2 separate regions of the Homo sapiens genome follow, and region 1 is linked to region 2. The links are chromatin loops, found by intact Hi-C in ENCODE. Cell type or tissue: PC-3. All regions are shown on one strand. Each heading gives the region's core, and the rest is flanking DNA. Links, peaks and the distances in the headings are about the cores only.

Region 1 (11,979 bases), core at 1,249-9,248, 95 kb before region 2:
CGGGAAGTTGGGAAACTCTGGAAGTACGCTGGTCTTCCCCGCAGTGGGAGCAGCGGGGAGCTGAGACTCTCCTGCCTGCCCCGGAGGAGCAGAAGCGTGGGAGGGCGGGCAAGTCAAGCACTTGGTATCTCCATTGTGAAACACCGGGATAATCAGGTTCTCCTTCCGAGGGGAGAGCCGTCAGGGCAGGTCCACAGAAGCCACGCGAGGGCTTTGAACTCTGCAACAGGCAGGGCTGGAGGGAGACAAAGGAGCCCCGGGGTGGGTATAGTTTCCAGGGCAGCCCTGGCCCTGGTCCCCTGACACCCTTGGAAAACAGAGAATCAGGCTTGGCATATTTAGCACCCGGAAGCAGCTAGGAACGGTGGCTGCAGAGTGAGGACTGAGTCATCCCGGTCACACCATCTACAGTTGTGTGTCCTTGACCACGAGTCCCCGTGGGGACTCAGTGTCCCCACTGAGAAAATGAGAACAATGCCCCTGACACAGGGTTGTTTTGAAAATTAGATATAATTTTCCATAATCCATAACACAATAGGCCCTACATTCAATGGTAGAATATTCTTGTTCTTGCTATCACAGTGTGACCTTGGGGGAGTCCATTCATCTCTCTCTACTTGGTTTCTTTAGATGTCAAAAGAGACATTCTCAGGTGCTTCGCTTTTCTCGTCTTTAAAATGGCAGCAGTCACAGTATGTTCCTTATTGGATGCTGGGAGGGTGCCACAAGTGAGCGTCAGTGGAACAGAGCCGGGTTCATGCCGAGTACTCTGTGTGTGTGCTGGTATCCGTGCTACTCTATGGCACTGGGACATATCATCATTCCAGGCCTTCCCAGGAGGAAAGGAATGGGATAAGAATGAAATCAGGGTAATGGGGATGGTAGAAGGAAGCCCAGCAAAGCCGCTGCTCCACGCAGTGAGGAGGGAGCATAGAGACCCTCCTACTCTCCCCCAGGCTCAGAGTCCCCAGGAAGCCTGGGGGACCACAGCCCTCCTCCGCATTCCAGACTGCAGCCCCAAGCCCAGGATCTCGAGTGTCCTGCAAGGCCCTGACCCTTGGCAGCCACCCGGCAGGCCCATGCATACTAGGGCAGGCCCAGTGTGTGTTGGACTCAGGGTGGGCATATGTGGGCAGGGCACATGCACAGTGCACTAGTGAGGCATTTCTGCCCGCATTCCACCGACGAGCAAACTGAGACGTAAGGAGTTTCAGCAAATTGTCTGAGCCCCATGGTGAGTCAGTGAGGGCTGGGAAACTGGAGCCCTGCTATCCCTAAGGCTCCTGTATTCCCTGTAAGGAAGTTCTGGCATCGCCTAGAGAGAGAGTATTCTCTCACTGCTCACCACCCACCCCCACCCCAACCCAGCCCCTGAAAACACCCATGGGGCCTGGTAAACCATGAATCTCTCCCAAGTGTATCACGAGCTGGGCCCCATCTGCAGCAGGCATCCCCGGAGGGTTACATGCGGGTCCTGGTGATGCGGTGGGGCTGGCTGGTGGTCCACGCCATGAGGAGTGACCACATAGACCACCCTGCCCTCTGCCTACTTCCCAAGCTTAGAGTCCGCAGGAGGCCTGGGAGGCCACAGTGCCCAAATGGAACCAGGTATAGGCTACTTCCCTCTGATTGCTTTCAAGAAATCTGTGACCTCTGATCCATTCTGGGCTGGCCTCATTTAGGAGGTCAAGTTTCATGTCCCTTTTAGGAACAACCATGAGTCCCAGGCTGCCTCTGGCCCCTCCTGGCTTCTCTTCCTTCTGCAAGCATCCCTTGACAGAAGCTGGTGGAAAGCAGCTTGTCTGTTCTTGTGGGGCAGCCTCCAGGCATGGCTGCTTCAGCAGGGGCTCCACTTGCCCCTGTTAGCAGCTCCCCACACCCCCGATCCCATTCCCCTTAACCCAAAACTTCAGGAGCTCTGGGTTTACTCAGTCCAAAGGGGTCAGCCCTGTGCCACTGGAGTGTCTCCAGCCCACCTGTGGCCTTGGCCTCTGTGGCTATGTCCCCAAGGTGCAACAGAAGAGGCCGAAACGTTCTACAGAGTTCACTGCATGGTACCACGCACTGCAGTGATGACCTTGAGGATCCAGGCCCAAGAACAGGTGGAGGGGCACCCAGGGCTCAGGTCCATGTGATTCACTCAGGCTCAGCCATTGTTGCAAAGTCCCTCCAGGCCAGCTTAGCTTCCCGCCTGTACCTTTGTAGTCATGCTACAGCGTGGAAATACATGTGAACATGGCATGGTCTTTGGTCAGTGAACACACTGCTCCGGGGTCTCCCTGTGCACACTGCTACACTCTGTTTCCCATCTCTTGTTCAGTTCAGAGCAGCTGCATGTCTGACTTCCAACAAAGGAATGTGGGGAAAATGACGGGAGCCACCTCCAAACCATCCATGAAAACCTCCCACACAAGACTCCATGACCTCTCTCCATCTGCCTGCTGAATAGGGAAGCCCCTGAGGACTAGAGAGGGCAGGGCACAGGACAGAAGCACCGCGGGTCCCTTCCCTGGGTTGCCACTGAATAAGAGCCACCTGGGAGAGCCTTCCAGCCCAGCCAGGATCCCCCATGTGGGACCACTGCATCAGTGAAAAGAAAATTCCAGTGCTTTAAGCCAGGGGTCAGCCAACTGCAGACTGCAGGCCAAATCCAGCCGCCTGCCTGTTTTTGTATGGACTTTTGTATGTGAGCTCAAAATGGGTTTTATGGGTTTTTTTGTTTGTTTGTTTTTGTTTGTTTTGTTTTTTTTGAGACAAAGTCTTGCTCTGTTGCCCAGGCTGGAGTGCAGAGGCCCGATCTCAGCTCACTGCAACCTCCACCTCCCAGGTTCAAGCGATTCTCCTGCCTCAGCCTCCCAAGTAGCTGGGATTTCAGGCCTGCGCCACCACGCTTGGATAATTTTTGTATTTTTAGTAGAGACGGGGTTTCATCATGTTCATCAGGCTGGTCTTGAATTCCTGACATCGTGATCCACCCGCCTCAGCCTCCCAAAGTGCTGGGATTACAGGCGTGAGCCACCGCGCCCGGCCAGGTTTTATGTTTTAAAAAAGGATTTAAAGAATAGGATTTTGTGACACAGGAAAATTATATGAAATTCAAATTTCAGTGCCCTTACATAAAGTTTGATTGGAGCACAGTCACGCCAGTTCATTTACATCCCATCTGTGGCTGCTTTCACAGGACAACAGCAGCGGTGAGAGTTGCAAGACCGTATGGCCTGCAAAGCCTAAAAGTATTTCCCCCCAGTCCATACAGAGAGTTTGCCAACCCCTGCTTTCTTCTGTCACTAGGATTTGAGGGTTGTTTGTTACAGAAGTGAGCTTATCCTGGCTAACACAATTAAGTGACATGATAAATATTTTTTTTTTTTTGAGATGGAGTCTCACTCTATTGCCCAGGCTGGAGTGCAGTGGCACTATCTCGGCTCACTGCAACCTCCGCCTCCCGAACTCAAGCGATTCTCCTGCCTCAGCCTCCTGAGTAGCTGGGATTACAGGTGCCTGCCACCACACCCAGCTAATTTTTGTATTTTTCGTAGAGATGAGGTTTCACCACATTGACCAGGCTGGTCTTAAACTCCTGACCTTAAGTGATCCACCTGCCTTGGCCTCCCAAAGTGCTGGGATTACAGGCATGAGCCACCATGCCCAGCCATGATGAAGATTTTTAAGACTTTGAGATGTAGGGCAAAATTGCCTTTTGGAGGATTATGTTAACTTATACACTCCCACCAAGACTTATGAGCAGGACAATTGCCCCACTCTTTTGCCAATCCTGGGCATGTGACATACCCTCACTAGAAAACAAGAATAATGATTCCACCTGCCTAGGGCTATGGGGGAGCCGAAATGAAATAGTCTGTGACATAGTAGGTGCCCAGTAAATATCACTATTGACCTTTGGGTGCTGAGAGGTCCTTCTCACAAGAGTGAGATCATAATACATGGATGTTTTTGATGCCTAAGTCTGGCCCCACAAGGAGGATCTTCTGATGCGTCAGGCGCATTGCTTTGAGAATGTCTGTGGATGGTACTCTCTCCTTCTGATGCCCATGTCATTAAGTGGCCCTGTGACGATATCAGAACTGCCTGTTCTTTTCTTTATTTCTTGGGTTTGCACAACTCATCCAGGCTGTTAGAAGTGGAATGCGATTAGATGAGGAAAAGAAAAAAAAAAGCCCTGAGCACTTCTGCCAAGGAGAATTATACAGGTACTAGATCAGCACTCTACTCTGATAGAATGAGGAAACCCAAAGGCAAATTGGCACAGCCCTTTAAAAAACAAAGAGCGCTGTGTCCCCTTTGAAAATTCCTGCTGGTGATATGGCCAAGAAGAATTCGGGAAGATGAGAGGCAGTGACCAGACCACCTGAATTCCAGCACACTCCCTGGTTAAGAACTAATGGAAGTAAGGAAACTATTTTTGGAAGCTGGTTAAATATAAAAAGCAGAGACATGGATGGAAATTATATCAGACGACATCCACCATGCTCTCAGGAAAGTAAAAAGGAGAAAGGGGAGAGGGTAGAGGCAGTGTGACATGCTGCAGCCAGCACCCATGGTCCACAGGGCCCAGCTGTTAAATATTTAAGAACTTCGTGAACCTGTTGTTTAACTGTTGGGAAATTAAAGTCAGCCATGGTGGAAGTATGTACACCACAGAAATTGGCAAAAGCCACAGATCAGGGCTTTGTGACTTTTTTCCCCAGAGTTCCAATTTACCAATACACCCCTGGGTAGAGGGAGAAGAGGGGAATGAAGGCAATGTTCCATCAGGAAAGGAGCCTCAACTCAGAGGAGGAGAAGCAGCAAAAAGGAAGAGCAATAACCTTAGTTTTTTTTTTCCCTTAGGGAAAATTTTCAGATATGGCCCAGACGGGTTAAGTGACTTGCCCAAAGTTACACAGCTAAGAAGTTTTAGAGCTAGAATTTGAACCCAAGTATTTCTGGTAATGATGATTTCTTTCAGTTTCTTTTTTCTTTCACTATCTCAACAACTGATTAATGAATTAATGAAAAGGAGTCACCTGTTTGAAAAAAGTGTCTTTAGGGTCAGCTGCCTGAAAAATTCTGAATTCATGGGTTAGAATCACATGTTTGCTTTTGGCTTGGTTACCAATGGCTTTGTTTTCACAAACCAAATACACTCTCAAAGGACCCAAATTTGCTATCTTTAAGGATTTTCTGTATGACTAATCCTGCATGTATAATCCTGGAAGCCAGTTCCAAAGATTGGTTTTGAGAATGCTTTGGTGTTATCTCCTGAGTAATGAGTAATCTCTCAAGAAGTCCAAGTGCAAAAAGAAACACTCGCTTAGAGGCCAAATTCCAGGTATAGTCACTGGATCAAGGGACAAGATGGCGAGTTTGAAGCGGGGGCCTACCATCTACTGGCTCTCTCACACTTCTTAAAGGACCCATTGGCTGGTGTCAGGGAGGTCGGGGAAGGAAGTTAAGGAGAGCTGGAAACATCCCAGGCTTCTGTTTGCATTTCTTTGGCAAGGGGTTGCCACTTGTGTGGACAAGTATTATTAGGATGACCTACCTTGATTTAGCTAGTCAGGATAAATAAAAAACCTTCTTGGTTTTCATAAATACTGTGGCATTTTACAGTCATGACTCAGTGCTTCATCTGCAATCAAGATTCAGACACCAATGACCAATGGTTGGAAGTGATGATTCATTCAAACAGCACATTGATTTTGCAATAGACCGTGGAACTCTGTCCACATAAAACTCATTGTATTTCCCTGTCAGAACTCAGAGTCGTCAAGGCAACCTAGTCCTGCATGCCAACTCGTTCTGGTCCGTGTTCACGTTTTGTGCTCACGGTCCTGTTCCTGTCGGTTTGAGGAGTGGAAAGTTCCCTGACATCAGCACTGCTAGCTCGTCCTCTTCAGGGGCTGATACTGCAGCTGGCTGACTCTTGACAGCAGGTGGTTCTCCCCATTTGGGCAGGGCTTATGTTCTGCAAGGTTTATTAGGGCCAATTAGCTCCTCAGAAGGGTATTGCAAAAATAAAGTAAATTCAGGAGCTACCTCCCTTCAAATGGACACTGCTCTACCAACAAGCTATGGCACATCGAGGGCAGCGGCGTTAAATTCTCAGCCTTCAAGACACAGCCTGCAGCCCGCCCTCCTTTCCCCAGCAGCTCCTGGGAGCATCCCGGCCACGTGGACATGGCAGGCTGGGAAGACCCAACGATGGGGCACTATGCCATGTGTAAAGGGGATAACTAGCTTGGAATTACCCACTTACCGTATCCAATCTAACTTGGATAACTGTGAGAAATCGTATTCAACAATACTATTTACATATTGAAACTGTCTCAATAATTTGTAGATACTCATCTTTTCTGGAATGTTCATGAGTAATTTGTCTCAGTATCTCTATGTAACTGAGACAGAAAGCTTGGCTCTACCCATGAAAGAATTAGTCACTTACATAAATAAGGATACAAACGGCTTGAGGAAATAGATTCTGTGAGACTCAAAACAGGATTACCAAGAACTGAAATGTACACCGGTGAGGCACATCACGCCACACACACACACACACACACACACACACACACACAAGACCCATCTGCCCACCGCCCTGCTGGCACCAGCATAGCAACAATGAACAATGGTGTGGAATGCGTACAGCATGACAGCACTGACATTTCCTCTTCCCAGTTAACCAGCGTGGCACTGCTGCGGTTCATTCACTGGCAGCTCATTCATTTGTTCCTTAATGTGACCTGACTCCCCATTCATTCCCTCCCCACCCCAAACCCGTCACCAGGCTCTCTGGAACTCTCCTATCTCCTCCACCTCTTCTCTAAATCTTCCTTGTGCGGGAACCTGGCTGCCCCCTCCCCTGAGGGCCCCACTTCCCCTGCAGCCTCTCAAGGAGGGGAAGGGTTGCTGGTGTAAGAAAGTTGGGGGTGGGTTGGAAGCTGGGAGTGTCCCACGGCTGCTTCTACACCTCTCTATTCCTCCTGGCCACTGGCTTCCTCTCCCCGCTGCTGTGGTCCATCAACCTTCATTTCGGGGCAGACTTGAGCTGCTCATTGGCTTCGTCTCTTGTCACCACATGGCAGACTGTCTCTCTCAATGGCGAGCCAGGTCCTGACCTCCCCAGCGCCTGAGCTGTCCTCCTCCTCCCCGCCCCCAACACTCCCATGGTCTCACCCTGCTGTTGCCAGTAGCTTCCCCACATCCAAGGTCTCCATCTCCAGTATCCCCTCTGTGGCTGCCACACAGGGTCCTCCCAGCTCACCCACTCAATGTCCCCATGGCTGCAATCCACTTTCTCCCCAGTCCTCCCATCCCCACCCTCAGCACCTTCTCCCTCCCTTTCTTTACACCCTCCTCCATCATCGTAACCCTTACCTCCCTCCCCACCCTGGCACTGTGAGTACTACACCCCCATGACTGACCTCCCCACCCTGGCACTGTGAGTACTATACCCCCATGACTGACCTGCCCACCCTGGCACTGTGAGTACTACACCCCCATGACTGACCTGCCCACCCTGGCACTGTGAGTACTATACCCCCATGACTGACCTGCCCACCCTGGCACTGTGAGTACTACACCCCCATGACTGACCTGCCCACCCTGGCACTGTGAGTACTATACCCCCATGACTGACCTGCCCACCCTGGCACTGTGAGTACTACACCCCCATGACTGACCTGCCCACCCTGGCACTGTGAGTACTATACCCCCATGACTGACCTGCCCACCCTGGCACTGTGAGTACTATACCCCCATGACTGACCTGCCCACCCTGGCACTGTGAGTACTATACCCCCATGACTGACCTGCCCACCCTGGCACTGTGAGTACTACACCCCCATGACTGACCTGCCCACCCTGGCACTGTGAGTACTACACCCCCATGACTGACCTGCCCACCCTGGCACTGTGAGTACTATACCCCCATGACTGACCTGCCCACCCTGGCACTGTGAGTACTATACCCCCATGACTGACCTGCCCACCCTGGCACTGTGAGTACTATACCCCCATGACTGACCTGCCCACCCTGGCACTGTGAGTACTATACCCCCATGACTGACCTGCCCACCCTGGCACTGTGAGTACTATACCCCCATGACTGACCTGCCCACCCTGGCACTGTGAGTACTATACCCCCATGACTGACCTGCCCACCCTGGCACTGTGATTACTACACCCCCATGACTGACCTGCCCACCCTGGCACTGTGAGTACTACACCCCCATGACTGACCTGCCCACCCTGGCACTGTGAGTACTACACCCCCATGACTGACCTGCCCACCCTGGCACTGTGAGTACTATACCCCCATGACTGACCTGCCCACCCTGGCACTGTGAGTACTACACCCCCATGACTGACCTGCCCACCCTGGCACTGTGAGTACTACACCCCCATGACTGACCTGCCCACCCTGGCACTGTGAGTACTATACCCCCATGACTGACCTGCCCACCCTGGCACTGTGAGTACTACACCCCCATGACTGACCTGCCCACCCTGGCACTGTGAGTACTACACCCCCATGACTGACCTGCCCACCCTGGCACTGTGAGTACTATACCCCCATGACTGACCTGCCCACCCTGGCACTGTGAGTACTATACCCCCATGACTGACCTGCCCACCCTGGCACTGTGAGTACTATACCCCCATGACTGACCCTAATCTTGAATGGACGCAGCCATTTGCCTTCTCCACATAGCTGTTGTTGCCAGAGAAAATCTCCCAACCAGGACGACTGGTTCTGCCTCCATCCATTAGAACATGACTCAGGGGCACTCAGCATTGCTCAGGGTCCCGAATCCCTTCCTTGGAGTTGACTTTTCTGCTCTCTGAGGCCATCTCATGCTGTCTCCTCCCCTGGTCCACCCACAGGGCTGCCCTCACCTCCTGGTTCCTGCGTGAAACACTAGAAGTGAAGGGACCTCCCTTCACTTCCTGCATCCCATGGAAGCACGTCTGAGTCCTGGGAACTGTGACCTGCTCTCCTACCCCAGCCCTCATCTCGTGGCATCCTGCGCCTGCCCCTCTGGCCCTTCCCCTCTCTCACCATAGCCTTCAGCCTGTACACTGGATCATCCTTGGACATGCAGATTCCAGCACCTTCTACCTGAAAAAACCACACCCTCCGCCCCATTTCTTCATCTCATTCTCTGCCCTCCTTCACGACAGAGGGTCTCCAAAATGGCTGTCTACACGCTGCCTCCATTTCCCCACCTCCACGATCCATACCTCTTCAACTCTCTCCAGCCTGACTATTGTCCCCTAGCTCCGTGGAAGCTCCCTTATTAGGGCCACCAATGTTTCCTTGTTCACAAATCCAGTAGACACTTTTTTCTCCCTATCGGCGTTGGTCACAGTCGTCCGTCCACTCCTCCTTTTTTAATACCTTCCCCTCCCGACTTCCTAGGCCTGTCACCCACTCAGCTTCCTGCAACTGCACTTTCCACCCATGCCTCGCCCTGTCTGACCAACGTTCAACACTGCAGCGCGCTGCCTTGGCCCTGGGTCCCTTCTCCTCCTCATCTCTCTTTTCAGAGGATCGCATTCAGCCTCATGGCTTTTACATACCTTCTGTACTCTGAGGATGCCAACAGGATGTCTCCAGACCTTGCCTCACCACCCGTACTCTTATTCTAGCTGCCCCCTTGGCACTCTCACTTGGCAGTCTAGGAGGTGTCTGTCATGGAACAGGACCAAAATGGAGCTGTTAGTCCATTCCCTCTTCCCTCTGGGGAAAGCTCAATGAAACAAGTACACACATTTATTCTTGAGCCTTCTCCAGTCCTTCTTTCAGGCCTGCCACCAAGAAGATACCCTTGAGGCTCCACCCCTAAAACCTGGGTCAGTCTGATCTCAAACCTTTTGGCCTTTTACAAGATAACTTGACAGGAAAGTCCTTGTGGCTCAGTAAGCTGTCATCCCCAGCTCCAAGCTCATCCAAGCCTTCAGCACCTCTCTGGCCTTGTGGCCTCCAGCTGCGTGCCCATTGCAATGCAGAGCTGGCATCCATGCTTTCCCAGAACACCTCCTCCCCTGTCAATAGCTCCTGGTTTCCCCATGGACAACTCACCTTCCTCCACTCTCCACCTGTCTTAGCCCAAGGTGACCGTACCCCCAGCTACTTGACAGCAGGAAGACAACTCAAGTATAGCCAAACAACCTATTCCATTTCCTTGGGAACAGGACCCAAGCCAGGCCAAAAAGACCAAATTTTAGGACTTGGGAGTTACTGGAAATGTGACGCTCTCCAGCTGGGAGGGAGGGGGTCTTGATGACATTATTTGAGCCACTAAATCCACTTATTTCTGCACCTTTCAGTTATGGGGGCCAATAATCCCCCCACCTTTATTTTTATTTAAACCAGTTTGAGTAGGGATTATTTTACTCACAACTCAAAGAGCTCTGATGAATGCATCAGTTCACTCATTCATTCATTCATTCACTCGCTCATTCACATACTACGTGCTAAGCACTAATTCACCCGCTAATGATTTGCCTAATCACCATTGTGCTCACGTCACTGAAACCATATATGCCCTCCACCTGACCCCATTGCTTATGGGATCTAAAGTCCTGGCATTTATAATTCCATAGTTGGGCCCTATCTGATATTTTTCCAGGCTCCTTAATAGAAACACACACATCAAAGAGACCAATTCCCTCTAGTCCCCTTCAAAAACCATATTTACTCCAGTTTCAACACTGTGTTGCACACTCCCAACTTGATCCATCTCCGATGCCCATCTCTCTCTCTCGGCCCCTCTGAGGAGTCACAGAGAAGGATGCTGGCTCACAAACCATGCGTCCTTCTGCAGCACCTCCTCTGCTGGGTCCTGCTCTACAGCACTGTCCCAATGCATACACGTCCTGCTTCCCAAAGGGCAACGTGAAGGCCTGCGTCTCAAGTAGAGTTTGTGCCTCTGAGTGCCTGGGACAGAGCTGGACATGCTCCTGAATGACAAGAACAGACACTAGTACACAGCTTACTATTGTCCAGGCCTGGTTCTATGTTAATTCAATTAACTCTCAGGATAGCCAGCAGTTGGGAAACCAAAGCACTCAGGAACTCACTCAAGGCCACATGGCTAGCAGGTGACGGAGCTGGAATAAGAACCTGGAACCGCCTCAATATGGGATTTCATCGAGGAAGGGGCAGAAGAGACCTTCAGGGAAAATGCATTTCTGAGGCCTCCTCTTCTAACCCAGTGCCTACCCTGCCATCTGAGGTGAACGTCCTTACTGAACTGATCTCTGCCCGAGTGGCTCAGAAAGTCAAGTCTATGGATCCCTGTTGGGCATCGTGTCAGTGTCAAAGTGCTCAAATGTTTCTAGACTCTTACCCCCAGCATCGGGTCTTGCAGCTTCCCAGCCCAGTAACAAACAGTGGACAGGTAGGGATCCGTGGCCCATTCTTTGAGTATAGGATCCAGTCAGCTCTTCTCCTGGAGTGCATGGCACCTCTTCACCTCTAGTCAACCCTGTCCGAGGTGGGCAGCCACATGTGATCCTAGAGTCCAGAAGGCTGGAGGCATGAGCTGAGAAGCAGGGAGCCGGCCAAGGAGACACCAGCCTGAGCAGAAGGCCAGCGGGAGCAGCTGAGACAGCGATGGGAAAGCAGCCCTGGCTGCTCGGCCTCCTGCTCCTAAGGCCAGTGGCCACAGGCCAGGCCAGCCCTGTCATTGACAGTCAAGAAGCCAGGGATTCAGTGCCAAGGGCCACTGGGTCTCCTGAGAATAATTAACCAGGTCCCCACTCGAAGACAGAAGGTCAGATTGATGGGCCTCCAACCAGGGGTCAATGGCCTCTGTCTGGTAAACACTCAAGTTTCATTAATTCTTTCAACAAACATTTACTGATTGCTGGGCTCTGTGCCAGCATGTGAGATCGAACCAGGCCTTCTGTCTTCTGGGCTGGTTGGGAGACGGGCGCCTCAACAAACTCTCACACTGACGGTCAAGGGAGGGG
Region 2 (11,979 bases), core at 1,610-9,609:
AGGCAAAACAGTGTGATGAAGAGTAAAATGTCCCTGAATGAAGACCACCATGTGGCCCCTCTGCTGTCCTTATACCTCGGCAGTCTGCGATCTCCAATCATAAGCCAACAGCATGATGCCTGGGGCTGCGGTGCCCACAGCACGCGGGCTAGAAGAAGCTCTCAGCTTTGATTTAGTGCTCCCTGAACCAACCAACCTTCTTTCAAGCTGCTTTTCATGAGAAAGCTCAGTCCAGAGCATCAGCCACAGCTGCTCCTTCTAGCCCATATTGTTCACCAGGAAAAGAAAACCTATTTAGAGCCAAAGAACACACAGGTGAAGCAGAAACACCAAATTTGCTTTTGGCAGGAAACACCACTGGAGAGTCAAGAAATACTAAATTATGTTGAGGCACCTGAAGACAAAGGACAACTGGAGCCTTAACAGACGGAGGACCCTGCACTCAGGAAAGCAGCCTGTGCTTCCTCAGTCCCCACCCCTCGCTGTGCGCAGTCAGCCAGACTGCCAGGACTACTGAGGACCTCCTAGGCGCACAGCTCTGCTCCTCGTACAGTGGAGAACCTAAGCACAGACAGAGGCAGTCCCCACTGACATTTCTATCTGCTCAAATTTTAAAGTGCATGTGAGTCTTTAACTCAACATTCCTGCTGTCCAACAGCACTGCTAGGGGCAGCTCTGAGGGCTCAGGGACACACGGCAGCCGCCCACGTGCTTGTCCTGCCCAGCGGCTCCTCTCGGCCACGTGGCTGCGTGCCTCCATGTACAGACTCTGGACAGTTGTATACAGGGTTGAAACTGGGAGGCTTGAGTTGAATATGAATCTAAAGATTTGCTCTGTTGGTGGCAAGCCAGTCCTCGCTGTTAATCCCCCCTCACTTTATTAGTTACACACTTCACCTTGAAAAACAATTACAAAGAACAAGAACATTTTAAGTGTTAAGTGCATTATAAATATTAACTCATTTAATCCTCATAACAAGCCTGTATTATCTTAATTTGAAGGTGAGGACACTAAGGCACAGAGAGATTAGGCGACCTGCCCAAGGTCACAGCTAACATGGGATAGAGTTAAGGCTCAAACTCTTGCAGTCTAGCTCTAGTCTATGCCATTAACCACTGAACAAAGTATTTTAAAAAAGGGGGCTGAGGCATTTAAGTGAGTATATAACATGCCTTCCTAAGGGCGGCCACACTCATCATAACTAAGTCTCTAATGTAGAAGTTGAGAGAACAACAACAAGGCAAGCAGGACTGCAGCACTGCGGGTATCACGTCTCCCAACTGTGGCGACTTCTGTGTGTCTCAGAAGCTTTCTGCAATGGAACACCCACCAGTCAGCCCCAGATACCTCTCCCAAGGCAGGCAGATCTGTGTGGACCAACAAAGGAACCACCAGGCACTTGTGGCCATTTAAACTTAAATCGCAATTAAATAAAATTGAAATTTCAGTTCCTCAGTGGCAACGGTCACATTAATAGGTGCTCAGCAGCCACATGGGACCAGTGGCTACTATACTGGACAGCAAGGAGAGACCATTTCCAACATCACAGAAACTGGTACTGGCCAGCACTAAGTAGACTAAGCAGTGTGATTTTTTCTTACGCTTTAGTCTGAAAACATTAGTGATAATAATTGCATCTTTTCTTCCATGAATCTGCAAAATTCAAATTACATTTTGTTTCTTCATAAAGCAAATGTGTACTCCAAAGGCCCGCTCCAAGGGGTAGAGTGGGTTACTTACAAGCAGGTCAGGTAGAGCCCTTGCCCTCTAGTAGCTGGTACCCAGGATGTTAATATGTCCTCTTGTATAATAATGACCGAAGGCTCAAAACCAGTGAGGAAAAAGGAACTCATTAAAAAGTTCAGCAGACAGCAAAATCCATTTTGTTTACAGATTTTAGCTTCATGGTGGACATTAAGCATGAGACACACATTCAACTGGTCACGTGGAAGCTTGACAAGAGAGGATGGCTAAGTACACACAAGCTGATACCCCATCAGAGGAACAACTAGGACGCACGCGTTACTACACAAAGTGGGCCAGACACTTCCAGGCTTTAAAAAAAGCACCCACACAAAAACGTTCAAATACAATGGAAGCCATGTGGTCCAGGGACAGTGGTGCCAAACTTCCCACTGCAAATATTTTCTTACAACAATTTCTAGCATCCTTAACTTCCACGAGTGGTATCCCTAAATACACAGCACCACTGCTCCATTTCATGTGGGCTCTCATGAAGCAGAAAAGCCACAATTAAAACGTGAACAACTTAGCAATAAAGCACAAATTCTAGGATATTTTCACAGGTAAGGAATCTAAGATCCAAAATTCCCCCTCTAACTCCTCAACTTGCAGTCAATGGAAGCCAGGTAAGATTATCCTTATGACCAACAGGAATTGCCTTGTTCTAACACAGATCTTTGTTCATTTAAAAAAAATTCTCCTCTCTGTCCTTCTCTCCATTCCTTCCCTCACTCTTACTGTCTACCCCTATTACATTTAGAAACACAATTGAATTTTTATGAAATCTTGTGATACAGTCAAAGTTTTTTTTTTATTTCAGAAGAATGAGGCATCGCTTACCAAGCAGTGGTTATAGGAATGATTAATATCTAGTCATCTTAAGTTGCAAAAACACATTAAGCTCCTCAGAAGATGCAAATTTTTAAAAAATGCAATAAAGTAATAATTATATTACATACTTGTGACTTCTTGTAAGAAATCCAAACATGGTCGACTACTTCCAGAAATACTTATTGAAACAGCCAATGGGGTCTGTCCTTCATAGTTCCGTGTGTTCGTGTCTGCTCCGTAATTATATAACATCCGTGCACACAGCACATCATCCCTAAGGGCAGATAAGTGTAAAGGAGTCTGTCCGTCTTCTAAGCGACCCAAGTTTGTGTCTGCCCCTCTCTGAAGGAACATTCGGCAATAAGAGTGATTGCTTTTGATCACGGCGTATCGCAACAGGAAACCATTCTGAATGTCGATGTTGGCATTGTGGTCCAGGAGGATTTTCACACAGCTTGACCTCTCTCGGATAATGGCGAGCTGAAGCGGTGTGGTACCTTTATCACTGAGTGGGTCAACCTCAGCCTTGAACTCCAGGAGGAGCCGGACAAATGAGTCCCTGCCGTAGTGGGCAGCCACATGGAGGGGAGTCCAGCCGTCATTGCTTTTTGCATTAATGATGTCGCTCCTGTATTCAGATTCTAACATCAAGCGTGCAATGCGGGCCCGGCCATGCATGGCTGCATAGTGAAGAGCCGTGAAGCCTCCGATTAAGTCTTTAACTGTAGGATCAGCTGGAGTTAAAACCAAAATGAAAGTATTAGCAGACTCCAAGACAAAACAACAAACATTACCATGGCACAGCAAACTGTGGCCAATTCTCATATAAAATGTGAAGCAACCAAACACTGTAATGAATATCAAGTACGTTTTTCCTCAGTTTAATTCAAGTCTGGTTTTAATGGAAAATAAATTTTGTAGAATGTTATCACGTCTGGGTTAATGAAAGGAGAAAGACAAAGTGTTTAAAAAGATATACACAAAAAACACGGAGTACAGATCACCACATCCCCTGTCTTTGCTAATTTAACCAACTGCCTCTGGCTACTCAACTCCTTCATCTCTGCACTGTTTCATGTTTCTCTTCTGTTTTGAACTTTTTGTTTTATTTTCTCTTGTGCTTCTTCTCGGTCTTAAAGAGAAGCATGTGTAGCAACATCTGCTGCTCTAAATTACAGATACACTATGCTCTGGCACACCGTGTTGTTTTAGGGTATATTAAGTAATAAAAAAAAGTTTTTCTGTGGTCTGTAAAAATTCCAAAGCATCTCAGATATATGTCAAGTAATCTTGACAAATTGTTTTTTCACAAGATAGAAGTCTATTCTGAATTCTTAGTTTTACACGAACTTTGGAGTTTATAAGAATTAAGCAATGCATTATGTGAATAACCTCAGCATTGTAAAAATATTTTCTAAAACAGTTCCAAAAACCTCTCCTAATTGACTGATCTCTGGGGAAGGAAAAACAACTATAATAATTTATCTGCTATGTGACTCAAGTCACAGTCTTTTGTCACTGGCCTCAGATCTTTCATTAAGCCAAAGGTTGGTTCTTGATGGCGTTCACCCCATGGCATCCCTGGCTGGGGGCAGAAGACGGACGAGGACTGGTTATGCCGGGCACCTCCTAGAAGTCAGCAATTCCATGTAAAAGATCAATTGATCAGACCTAACTACCCAGGATGAAAATGCTCTCTTGTAAAAGTCACCTTAATTTTTGGCTTGTTAATAAAAGAAAAAAATCATTAATGTTTTACACACACACCTACACATACATACACACACACAGCCTCCACAGGTGAGTGAAAACTCACGTATTGTTTAATAAACGTTATTTAGGTCTAGAACATATTATGACAAATGGTTCTCTTAGAAAAATCTGAGGCAGAAAACTATATGTAAAATAACAATACTGTGGAAAGTATTTCAGTGAAGGAGTTGCTAACAAAACCTATACAAAATAAGATGTTTTTAGGTAAGCCATATCATGTAGATTTCTAAAAACATTTACTGTAAAGTGTCAGTACACAATGGTAGTATTAGTTGTATCTATTTAGGGGAAATAAGGGCATTATATCTACCTTGGTCTTAACTGAAAGAAAAATATACAGTATCTGTTTACCACAGGACTTAAATTTAAGTAGGGTAAGAACATTTTAACACAGCATTTTGCTGCCATCTGCTGGTAAGGCATGAGCATGACACTAATGTTTCCACCGGGCAGATACTGCTGAGCCCTTAAGTCACTCAAGCCGGTTCCAGGTGCATCGCTTACCAGAAGTTCAAAGTCAGGCGTGAAATCTACAAGATGCCCTCCCATTCAAATGAAACAAAACATCTTGCCAGAGGTCATTTCTAATCTATACCTGGCCAGTCAACTGCTGGCAGACATTCCCTCTTAATCTGCAAGTGAAATTTAAGAATACCTTCTTTTCACTTCTCCCACCCTTCAGCCACCATCCTTATTTGTATCCTATACTCGTTCTATTTGACAGTAAAATTAAAATTATGTTACAAAACACTGCACTTGCATCTTTGGTTTCCATTTCAGGTCTCTTTCAGGTTCTATGTACATTTTGAAGCTACACTGAGCTAAGGAAAAACAGAGATTAACACACACAACAATGACCTGCATAGTCTCTGTTAAAATCAAATGGGAGATTAGAAGCAATGAAAATGCAAACAAATGTAATTTAAAGATTATTAGCCCATGAAATAAGGTAAGAAAAATATCTCATTTGTAATAGCAACATAAACTACAAAACGCCTAGACAGAAATTCAGTAAGAAATGGACAAGACGTGAAAACATTAAGTGAACTCATGTCACTCTGTATCCACTCAAATGTCCTTTTATCAAAAAAAGAAAAGCCTTCCCTAAACATTTCATCTAAAACAGCAACCCCACTGAACTTATTACTTTGTCCCCTTAGCAAACATTTTCTCCCCAGGTGGAACTTATTTTAAATAAGCTGTAGCATAATCTCAACAAGTTCATTTAAATTTACGAGAAAAAAATTTAATGTATATAAACAGAAGCAAAGAAACATTACCTATGAATATGAGGGGATTTTTTTTTTTCTAACAGCTTTATTGAGGTAAAATGCATTCACTTTAAGGGTACAGATGATGAGCTTTGATAACTGTATACGAGTATATAACCCACCACCCTATTTAAAATATAGAACATTCCATCATCTCAAAAAGTTCCTTCATCTCTCTTTAGCCCTTCCCAGACTCTGGGTCCCAGGCAAACCACTGGTCAAAAAAGTTTTGTCATTTCTGGAAATTCATATTAATAGAATCATATGTAGACTTCTGTGTTTGACTTACTTCACTTTGCATGATGTTTCCGCCATACTTCCATGTTGTATCGACAGTTCACTCTTTTGTATTGCTGGATAGTACTGTATACTATATAGTTTTTTTAATCAATTGATGAGAAGATGGGCATTTCAGTTCTTACCAATTTGAGCCTATTTGAATAACACTATCATGAATTAATATATGAGAGAGAGACAGACAGAGAGAGAGAGAGACAGAGAGAGAAGGAGAGGGGGACAGAGTGTTTTCATCTCACTTGGGTTCAATACCCACGAGAGACTTGCTGGGTCGTATGTGAAATGCACATGAAACTTTCCTAAGTTCCTTTTTAAATGGCTACACCATCTTACATTCTCATCAGCAATGGATGAGTTCAGATTGTTCTACATCTTGGTATCATTAGTCATTTTAATTTCACTCATTCTAGAGAGGTAAAATCGTGGCTTATTGTGCTTTTAATTTCTATTTCCCTAATAACTAGTTATACTGAACGTATTCATATACTGTTTTGTGAATTGTCTGTTCACCTCCTTTATCCATTTTTATTGGTTGTCTCCTCATTAATGAGTTGTACAAATTCTGTGTATATTCTGGATACAAGCCTTTTGTCAGATGTGTCTTGTAAATATTTTCTCCTAGTTTGTTGCGTGCTTTTTCATTTTCTGTATTATGTTTTGAAGAGCAAAACTCTTAATTTTGATGAAGCCCATTATTTATTTTACAGTTTGTAGTTTTGTATCCTATTTTAAAAATCTTTGCTCAATGCATTGTCACAAAGATTTTTTTTCTTCTAGGAATTTTGCACTTTTAACTCTCACATTTAGATCAATAGCCCATAATTAATTTTTCTGTGTGGTATAACGTAAGTTCAAGGTTCAGTACTCCCCACAAAGATATCTACTTGTTCCAGCACAATTTGTTAAAAGGACTCTTAATGATTTACCCTAGTGTCACTGCTGAAAATCAATTTACCATAAAAGTGTCGCTCTATTTCTTAATTCTGTTTTGTTCCATTGACCTAAAAGTCTCTCCATACACCAATCCCACACTGTCTTGACTACTGTAGCTTATAGTAAGTTTTAATAGCAGGTAGCTTAAGTTCTCTAGCCTTCTTTAAAATTATTAATATTTGGGATAATAAATTTTAGAATCAGCTTGTCAAGTCCTCAAACAAGCCTGCTGGAATTCTGATTAGAACGCCACTGACTCTAAGGATGGCAATCTCTCCAAAATGATCCAAACAATATTGATTCTTCCAAACCATAAACATGGGATAGTTCTCTATATAGGTCTTAATTCTCTTCAGCAATGTTTTATAGCTTATATACGTCATGCATATCTTTTGTTAAATTTATTATTAAATATTTTAAACTTTGTTGCTATTATAATGAGCTAAAATTCCATTTTCCAAATGATGACTGCTGATAGAAATAAAATTGATTTTTATACACTGACTTGTGTATTCTATAACCTACCCAAAATCACTTTTAGTTCTAGAACACATTTGTAGTTTTCTTGCCAGGGTCTACATGCACAATTATGTTCTCTGCAAATACAGTTTGACTTCTTTCTTTCCAATTCATGACCCTTGATTACTGCTCTGCCCTCATTCCACTGGTTAGAACATACAGTAGGATGCTGAATAAAGTGGCAAAAGCACAGACCCTTCCCTTGGTTCCTGATCTTAAAAGGAAAGAATTCAGTAGTTCACCACCCGGGAAGCTGTAGCTTTTCATTGCTTTGGAAATCACCTTCTGCTTCTGGTTTCCCATCTTTCTCATGAAGGTATTTAAGACTGTTCCATTTTCTGAATCTACTGAAATGATTGTTAGGTATTTATGTTTTATTCTAATGTGACAAATTACTCAGCCTATTGATTTTCAGATGTTAAACAAATATTGTACTCCTGGAGTAAATACTACTTGGGCATAATATTTTTTTTTATACACCAATAGACTGGATTTGCCAATATTTCGTTAGGAATTTTGGTATCTATTGTCATGAAAAATATTGGCTTATAGTTTTCTTCCAAGGTCTTTGTTTGGTCTGTATCAGGGCTACACAAGCCTCATACAACAAGCTTGGAAGTGTTCCCTCCTCTGTCAAAAAATTTGTGTAGAATCCTTATTTACGTCCTTTAATATCTGAAATAATTCAATGAGAAGCCAGCTGGACCTAAAGTCTTCTCAGTGAAAAGTTTTAGTTATGAGCTAGACTTCTTAAATTGATATAAGGCTATTAATCTATTTTTTCCTTGGGTCAGTTTTAGCATCAGTTTTGTGCATCAGGAAATCTGTCCATTTTTCCTAATGGCACAAAGGTGCCCATTATACTCCTAATCTTTTTGATGTCTAGAGGATCTGTAGTGACATATCCCTTCCACTCTTTTTAAATTTTTTATTGGTATGTGATATTTTACATGTTTACTGGGTATATGTGAGTATCTATTACATGCACAGAATGTGTAACGATCAAGTCAGGGTATCTGCGTTATCCATCATCACCTTGAGCATTTATCACTTCTATGAGCTGAGAACATTTCAAGTCTTCTCTTGCAGCTACTCTGAGATACATAATACATTGTTGTTAACTATAGTCACCCTATTCTGCTATTGAACGTCAGAACTTCTTTCTTCTAACAAATGGAACCCATTAACCAACCTCTCTTTATCTCCTCCTACCACCAACATACCCTTCCCAGCCTCTGTTTTCTATCTTCTATTCTCTACTATCGAGAGGCCAACTTTTTTTAGCTTCCACATGAGTGAGAACATGATATTTGTCTTTCTGTGCTTGACTTATTTCACCTCACATGATGACCTCGTCATCTATGTGGCTGCAAATGATCTCATTTTTTATGGCCAAATTGTATTCTATTGTGTGTATATATACCACAATGGACACTTAGGTTGATTCCAAATCTTTGCTATTGTGAATAGTGCTGTAATAAACACACAAGTGCAGGTATTCCTTTGATATACTGATTTCTTTTCTTTTGGATACTCAGTAGTGGGACTGCTGGATTATATAGTATTTCTATTTTTAGTTTATTTGAGAAATGTCCAGTTTTCCACAGAGGTTGTACTAATTTACAGTCCCACCGATGCCGTATTAAGAGTTTTCTTTGACTGCTGGATTACATAGTATTTCTATTTTTAGTTTATTTGAGAAATGTCCAGTTTTCCACAGTGGTTATACTAATTGACAGTCCCACCAACACCGTATTAAGAGTTTTCTTTTCTCTGCCTCTTTGCTGGCATCTGTTATTTTTTGTCTTTTTAACAGTAGCCATTACAACTGGGATAAGATATCTCATTGTGGTTTTGATTTGCATTTCCCTGATGATTAATGATGTTGAGCAATTTTTCACATGCCTGCTGGACATCTGCATGTCTTCTTTCGAGAAATGTCTATTTGTGTCCTTTGCTCACTTTTGTTTTTTTGAGATGTAATTTCGCTCTTGTTGCCCAGGCTGCAGTGCAGTGGCATGATCTCGGCTACCTGCAACCTCTGCCTCCCAGGTTCAAGCGATTCTCCTGCCTCAGCCTCCCAAGTAGCTGGGATTACAGGCATCCACCACCACGTGGGCCCAGCTAATTTTTGTATTTTTAGTAGAGATGGGGTTTTACCATGTTGGCCAAGCTGGTCTTGAACTCCTGGCCTCAGGTGATCCACCCACCTCAGCCTCCCAAAGTGCTGGGATTACAGGTGTGAGCCACCACGCCTGACCTGCCCACTTTTTAATGGGATTATTTGTTGTTTTTACTGTTGAGTTCCTTGTATATTCTGGATATTACAATGTCCCTTGTCAGATGCCAGTTTGCAAATATTTTCTCCCATTCAACAGGCTGTCTCTTCATTCTATTAATTGTTTCTTTTGCTGTATAAAGGTTTTTCAGTTTCTAAAATATAGTCCCATTTGCCTATGTTTTAGTTGTCTGTGTTTCTGAGGTCTTAGCCATAAAATCTCTGCCTAAAGCAATGTCCTGAAGTGTTTTTCCTGTTTTCTTCCAGTAGATGTGACGTTCCAGGTCTTATGTTTATGTTTTTAATCCATCTTATGTTGTTTTGCATATGGTGAGAGACAGGGGTCTGGTTTTATTCTTCTGCACATGGATATCCAGTTTTCCCAGCCTGAAGAGGGTGTCCTTTCCTCAAAGTATGTTCTTGTTATCTTTGTCGAAAATCAGTTTACTAAAAATACGTAGATTTCTGGATTCTCTGTTCCATTGGTCTGTGTCTGTTTTTAGGTCAATACCATGCTGTTTTGGTTACTAGAGCCTTGTAGTATATTTTGAAGTCCGGTAGTGTGATGCCTCCAGCTTTGTCCCTTTTGCTCAGGATTGCTTCAGCTATTTGGGCTCTTTTTTGGTTCCATATGAATTTTAGGATTGTTTTTTCTAACTTTGAAAAACTGATGTTGGTGTTTTGATAGCAGTTGCATTGAATCTACCAATTGCCTTGGATAGAAGAGTCATTTTAACAATATTAATTCTTCCAATCCATGAGCATGGGATGTCTTTCCATTTGTTTGTGTCCTCTTCGATTTGTTTCATCAGTGCTTTGTAGTTTTCCTTGTAGAGATCTCTCATCTTCTTGGTTAAATTTATTCCTAGGTTGTTGGGTTTTTTTTCTTTTTTCTTTTTGTAGCTATTATAAATGAGATACCTTCATGATTTCTTTTTTTGCCTGTTTCATTACTGGTATATAGAAATGCTACTGATTTTTGTATGTTGATTTTGTATCCTACAACTGTACTGATTTATCCAATCTAAGAGTTTTTTGGGTAAAGTCTTTAGGTTTTTCTAAATATAAGATCATATCATCAGCAAAGAGGAACAATTTGACTTTCTCTTTTCCAATTTGAATGCCTTTTATTCCTTTCTCTTGCTTGACTGCTCTGGCTAGGATTTCCAATACTACAGAGAATCTCTCTTCCACTCTTGATATTGGTTATGTATCTTTTCTCCTGTTTTCTTTTTTTCACCATTCTAGACAAAGATTCATCAATTTTATTGATCTTTTCAAAGAATCCTTATTTGTTTTTTAGTTCCATCTATCTTCTCTATCATTTGCCCATTTTCAATTCCACTGATTTCAATTATTCTGTTTATTATTTCATTCTTGTTTTTACTTTGGGATTACTGGATTCTAGAAGTATACAGAAACTGTTTCAATATAGCTCCTTTCTTTGTGCAATTACTGTCATATATTTCATCTTTACATGTTATAAGCCCAACAATTTAATTTCACAATTATTGTCTTTTATTTTAAAAGATGAAATGATGATAAAAATACATTTACACTGTCTGTGGCAAAAGTACTCAAAGGTAAAAGAATAGCATTTCCTAATAACTACTGCCAATGATAGACTTTCAGCTTTTCTTCTACACATTTTTAAAAAATTATACATAGCTGTAACCATACTCTAATTACTGAATTGCTTCTCTATATTTGGGCATTGAGAATGCCTACGTTTGAAAAATTATATACAATGAAAGGTAGGCTTTTTTTAAAACTACATCATGACATTCGGAAAGGTGAAACTTTTGTATAGAAAGTATTTCCTGCTTTTAAGACTGATTCCTCTGGCCACGTTAAAAGAATTATATTTAATCTAATCATTAATTAAACTTAATTTAAATAAAGAGTTAACATAAATTCTATATTGGCAAGATAAACTACTGTTTTTAAGACTTCAATACATACTGCTAAACTGCTTTCCAAATGTACTCTCATAAATTCCCATCAGTGTGCCAGTGTCACATTTGGAATTATCATTTGCAAAATCTTTCATTTTTGAAATGCTAAAAATATTTTTCACCGTTCTTCTGTGCATTTCTTTGATTACCCCCCTATCTCCTACTTTTTTTCATGTGTTTCACCAAAAGGATTTTACCTACTTTATCGAGAGGTTTTCTCAGGTTCCTCTGGGGATTTGCTTTATAGACTTAACTTCTGGAGCTTTAGCCAACTGCCCGTGGGCCAATTTGCATAAACACTGAATCTGAAGATGAATAAATGCACTAAGACATTGTCTCTTCCAACGTTATTTTCTTGAAATGTCCAGCATGGTCTTG

Evidence for each region. Peaks named below come from ENCODE experiments on the same cell type or tissue, not always from the same donor. Only the 100,000 strongest peaks of a DNase experiment are listed, where the experiment ranks them.
Region 1: a loop joins it to region 2, with 4 times the contacts of the local background. A loop is called at or near these places in 3 of 110 quality-filtered maps.

What each region holds. Positions count from the first base shown.
Region 1 is chr15:100,715,747-100,727,725 of GRCh38, reverse strand. It overlaps LOC105371024 (a long non-coding RNA gene), which reads right to left and starts at 11,667. Exons shown (of 5, transcript XR_932726.3): 1 at 11,355-11,667. RefSeq lists an enhancer at 4,728-5,927. In PC-3, for the core only: no CTCF peak of the experiment used is centred there; DNase peaks (open chromatin) are centred at 4,275, 5,455, 5,725 and 6,585; H3K4me3 peaks cover 924 bases; H3K27ac peaks cover 6,619 bases.
Region 2 is chr15:100,620,767-100,632,745 of GRCh38, reverse strand. ASB7 (ankyrin repeat and SOCS box containing 7) reads right to left here. Exons shown (of 6, transcript NM_198243.3): 5 at 2,704-3,309. Among named protein-coding and RNA genes, the nearest start is that of ASB7, 24 kb to the right of the region's middle. RefSeq lists an enhancer at 177-676. In PC-3, for the core only: CTCF peaks have their summits at 4,551 and 4,752 (motif pointing left); a DNase peak (open chromatin) is centred at 4,765; H3K27ac peaks cover 3,165 bases.